2 separate regions of the Homo sapiens genome follow, and region 1 is linked to region 2. Evidence: chromatin loops called from intact Hi-C (ENCODE). Cell type or tissue: transverse colon. All regions are shown on one strand. Region 1 overlaps LOC101928004 (a long non-coding RNA gene). Region 2 overlaps RREB1 (ras responsive element binding protein 1).

What was found. A loop is a pair of places that touch in the nucleus more often than their neighbours do. Peaks named below come from ENCODE experiments on the same cell type or tissue, not always from the same donor. Only the 100,000 strongest peaks of a DNase experiment are listed, where the experiment ranks them.
Region 1: it touches region 2 in a loop (4-fold over the local background); 19 of 110 quality-filtered maps call a loop at or near these places.

The regions. Positions count from the first base shown.
Region 1 is chr6:6,716,924-6,719,423 of GRCh38, reverse strand. All of the region lies in intron 2 of LOC101928004 (a long non-coding RNA gene), which reads left to right. LOC101928047 (a long non-coding RNA gene) reads right to left here. Exons shown (of 6, transcript XR_001743949.2): 4 at 1,496-1,614. Among named protein-coding and RNA genes, the nearest start is that of LY86-AS1, 95 kb to the right of the region's middle. In transverse colon, no CTCF peak of the experiment used is centred here; a DNase peak (open chromatin) is centred at 1,243; H3K27ac peaks cover 736 bases.
Region 2 is chr6:7,226,483-7,228,982 of GRCh38, reverse strand. RREB1 (ras responsive element binding protein 1) reads right to left here. Exons shown (of 13, transcript NM_001003699.4): 9 at 2,327-2,500. Among named protein-coding and RNA genes, the nearest start is that of SSR1, 85 kb to the left of the region's middle. In transverse colon, no CTCF peak of the experiment used is centred here; no DNase peak of the experiment used is centred here.

The sequences.
Region 1 (2,500 bases), 510 kb after region 2:
TCTGTTGTGGTCTTTCATGCCTCCATTCCCAGAAAGCTGCCCAGCCTTCGAGCTCCTCATCTTGCTTAGGAGGTTTGTGATGTAGGACTTAAGCAGATTTTCCCTCATGGATTTTATTTTGAAAGCTTAAAGTCATACAGGAGATCACGCTAGCTCGTGCCTAAGGATGGGGGGGTGAGAGGACAAGGCCATTGAGGGCTGGTGCTTTTGGTTTGGTTTGGTTTGGTTTTCAAGGAGAGCTAGCTGCCCAGCAGAGACAAGACAGGTTGCTTTCCGTGGCTAGGGGAGAGTCGGGTTGGGAATTCAGGGGGGTCGCTAGGAACTCGAGTCCTGGATTGTCAGTCACAGCTCCCAGAGGTGGCCAAGCCTCGGAAAGGGGTGGTGCATCCTGTGAGCAGCACACAGATCTCTTTAAGGTACCAGGTGGGCCAAGACAATGATCTAGTAAGGATGACCAGGGAGGAAAACCAGAGAAGCCACCATGCATGTTCTCCTTTGCTCACAGTCATGGACCTTTGCCTTTGGAACAACTTTAGGAGCTGGGATGAGACAGGACAGTGGAGAAAGGGCTGAGGTTGAATTTCTGACCACTCTAGTGGCATCTGGGCTTAGAATTCATTTAATTCAATCAATATGAAGAAATGGGCCAGGCACAGGGGGCCAGTGGCCCACTGGCAATAATCCCAGCACTTTGGGAGGCCAAGGCGGGCAGATCGGGTGAGTTTAGGAGTTCGAGACCAGCCTGGCCAACGTGGTGAAACCCCGTCTCTATTAAAAATACAAAAATTAGCCAGGCATGGTGGCGGGTGCCTGTAATCCCAGCTACTGGGGAGGCTGAGGGAGGAGAATCGCTTGAACCTGGGAGGTGGAGGTTGCAGTGAGCTGAGATCATGCCATTGCACTGCAGCCAGGGCAACAAGAGCAAAACTTTCTCAAAGAAAAAAAAAGAAATGAATATTTCTTGTGATTGAGTTTCTGGAGCAAAATTTCTACTGGCCACATATAAAATGGAGACATCTTAGTTCACAGCTGCATGACAGTTGCAGGAATGAAGAAAGGGTGATGTGTGTGGAAAGATAGTAAATCATGAAGCACTCCACCAGTTCCCATGAGAAGCTGGCTCTCCTGGCTAGAGAAGTACAGGTCCCAGGCTCTCTTACTTATGGGTAGCTAGGAGTGGAAAGTTTCCACAGTGAGACTGGCTTCCCCGGGCCTCTGCATGGGGTTTTCCAGGGCCTATTGCATCCCTGGGCTTGCCAGAACAGGATGTTGACAGTTGGGGCTGCTTCCTCTGTGGGATGGAGTAGGGTGTAGCCTCTAAACGCTGATGCTGCAGGTTTTGCTTAGTTTACTATGGAAGAGAGAGTTTCAAACACTTGGGAAATGTTCTGATGGGATTCTGTGTCCACACTCTGTTACGCCTCAGCTATCTGCAGATAGTGCTGGAAAATGATTTCTTATTCCTGCAGTAGTAACTCACAGAATTGGGACTTACCTGAGTTGGGAGGACCTTAGCCTGAGTCTAGTCCCACGCTGGCCAGTAGAAATCTAATGTGGCCACAATGGGACCACATGTGTTATTTCAGTTGTTTTAAGTAGCCACATTATCAAAAGCTTAAAAAAAAAAAAAAAGAAATAAATTAATACATTTTAATCTACTTGATGTATGAAAAAATAGTATTATAACAAATGATATAAAACGAAATGTAATATATTAATATTCATGGTTACTTTACATTCTTTTGTTCTTTAATGTTTGAAATCCAGTGTACATTTATACTTAAAGCACATCTCAATTTGGACTAGTCACATGCTTAATGACTACATGTGGCTTCTGGATTACACAGCGTAGGTCTATACCAGGAGTCTCAACTGGGGGCTGGGTGCCCCATTTGGGGGACATGTAGCAATGTCTGTAGGCATTTTTGATTCTCATAACTGTAGGAGAGTAGAGGCCACAGATGTTGCTAAACATCCTACAATGCACAGGACAATCCCTGCAACAAAGAATCTTCTGTCCGAAGATATCAGTAGTTCTGAGTTTGAGAAATCCTGATCCTAGACCAAGCTGTGCCCCTACCCCTTGCCCTTTTGTATTTCCCCACAGTGATGGGAATGAGGCACAAGAGCCCAGGGTAGCAGGTCTGGTGTTGGCACTCAGGTGTCCTGAGTGGGGCCCCGGGGCACCTCTGCTCACCCACGTCTCCTCCAGGCTTGTGACTGTAGCAGGGGTTCTCAATCCTTCCTCTAGCACAGCTCAGCAGAGGGACATAAGTGACAGGACCCAAGCCACAAGCAAGAAACCACACCCCCCACAAAGTTCTTTAGCACAGAAGTTCCTTTTGTGTTACATGAAAATTTAGGGAAAATTCACCCACTTGTCGGAACCTGAAGACTGGCCCAAGAGACAAAGGAAACGCTGAACCCAGCAAGAATTCCAGAGCTGATACTCGGCCAGCTCTGAAGGAGGGCCTTCGAAGCATGGGGTTCAGAGGGGGAG
Region 2 (2,500 bases):
CCGGTAAAAGCAAGGGAACACATGTGAAGATTGAAAAAATAATCACTAAACGGAGATGCACAAAGTATTTGTTGTACATTTATCCCAGTACACAGCCTTTCCCCATAACATAAAGAGTTCCCAGCCTGGGCAATATAGCAAGATCCCGTATCTCTACAAAAAATAAAAAAAAATTAGCCAGGTGTGTTGGCTCATGCCTCTAGTCCCAGCTACTCCAGAGACTGAGGCGGGAGGATCACTTGAGGCCAGGAGTTTGTGACTAGCCTGGGCAACATAGCAAGACCTTGTCTCTATAAAAAAAAATAAGAAAATTAGCCAGATGTGGTGGTACATGCCTGTGTCCTAGCTATTGGGAGGCTAAGGCAGGAAAAGCACCTGAGCTTAAGGAGGTTGAGTCTGAAGTGACACATGATTATGCCACACTGCACTTTAGCCTGGGCAACAGAACAAGACTCTGCCTTAAAAAAAAAAAAAAAAAAAAAAAAAAGTTGACCTTCTCCTGCTTGCTAACACACTGGACTGAATAAGGAAATCCACAAAGCATCTTAAGAATCATGTTTGCGTGATAACTGATATCAACCCACAGGGTATCTCACTAGAGATTCTGAAGTATAGTTAAGTAACAATACCACAAGGGTAGAATTAATTCTCTTTGTAAAAGTGGGTGCCTTGCAAAACTGAGGTCCAGAGATGTTGGAGAATCAGCTACCCTACCCCTCTATGATTGTGGAAGGGGGATGCTGCCTAGGAGGGTCTATGAGGAATGTCTCCTGGGGGGTGCACACACATGGGTGTGTGTATATGGAACAATCCATTGAGTTTGTACCTTGTACACTTGAACAACAACACTGTTGATACCTTCTATCTCAACTTTTTAAAATGGGGAAAAAAATAATTTCAAGGCAGTTTTAGTTTTATTTATTTATTTTTGAGACTGAGTCTCGCTCTGTCACCCAGGCATGATCTGGGTTCACTGCGACCTCCACCTCCCGGGTTCAAGAGATTGTCATGCCTCAGCCTCCCCAGCAGCTGGGATTATAGGCATGTGCCACTATGCCCAGCTAATTTTTTATACTTTTAGTAGAGACGGGGTTTCACTGTGTTGGCCAGGCTGGTCTTGAACTCCTGGCCTCAAGTGTTCCACTTGCCTTGGCCTCCCAAAGTGCTGGAGTTACAGGTATGAGCCATTGTGCCCAGCCAGTTTCAAAGTAGTTTTAGCAGGTGCTTTATTAGCAGTGAATATATATGGCTCTTTTCTTATTCAGGTCAATAATGACCCAAATTGTTTTTAATAGAAACCACAACGCTGGAATATTTAGCTGCAATGCAGATAGTAAAGAAAGATTTTTTTTTAAAATCCCACGAATTCCGATTATCATAGGACTGGGGTGTTTTACAATTCACCACTTTTATTTTATTTAAAAAAAAAATTTTTTTTTTCTTAGACGGAGTCTCGCTCTGTTGCCCAGGCTGGAGTGCAGTGGCGCGATCTCGACTCACTGCAACCTCAGCCTCCCGGGTTCAAGCGATTCTTCTGCCTCAGCCTCCCGAGTAGCTGGGATTACAGGTGCATGCTACCACGCCTGGCTAATTTTTGTATTTTTAGTGTAGACAGGGTTTCACCATGTTGGTCAGGCTGGTCTTGAACTCCTGACCTCATGATCCGACTGCCTTGGCCTCCCAAAGTTCTGGGATTAGAGGCATGAGCCACCACGCCCGGCCCTAAAATTTTATTTTATTTTTGAGGCAATCTCTCTCTGCCACCCACGCTGGAGTGCAGTGGCACGATCATGGCTCAATGCAGCCTCAACCTCCTGGGCTCAAGTGATCCTCCCACCTCAGCCTCCCAAGTAGCTGGGACTACTAGGTGCACACCACCACGCCTGGCTAATTTTTAAATTTTTTGTAGAGATAAAGTCTTGCTGTGCTGTCCAGGCAGGTCTCAACCTCCTGACCTCAAATGATCTTCCTGCCTTGGCCTCACAAAGTGCTGGCGTTACAGGTGTGAGCCACTGGGGCCTGGTCTACAACTGACAACTTAAACCTCAAAGACCCAAGAACGGACAAAAGGCACAGAAGAGCTAGACTGATGCACAGTTCATAGGATATTCAACCCCAAACAAGCCTATGCAGCCTTCTCAACCCAACAACCCAAGGGAGACCGAAAGGGCCAACAATAATTTTAAGAAAAAAGGTGTTACAAAAAAAGACAAAGCCCAACCGACATTTTAAGGAAAGAAACCCTGAGGAGAGGAAGTTCCCATGGTCTAACTGTGTGGACCATGGAAGGCAGTTGCTGGTTGCTTCCATGGGCTGATCAGAATACCTGAGAAATGCGAGGAAACTTCCTACAGGAGAAGTCCGTGAATCCTAAGTCGTGGAAGCCAGCAGGAATTGAAGGGTTGTTCTGTATGAAAGGTCTGCCCATTGCATCCCTGGGAAGTTGTTTGTGGACAAGCGCGTTGTGACGCAGCAGTCCTCGATGTGTTCGAAAGGTGAC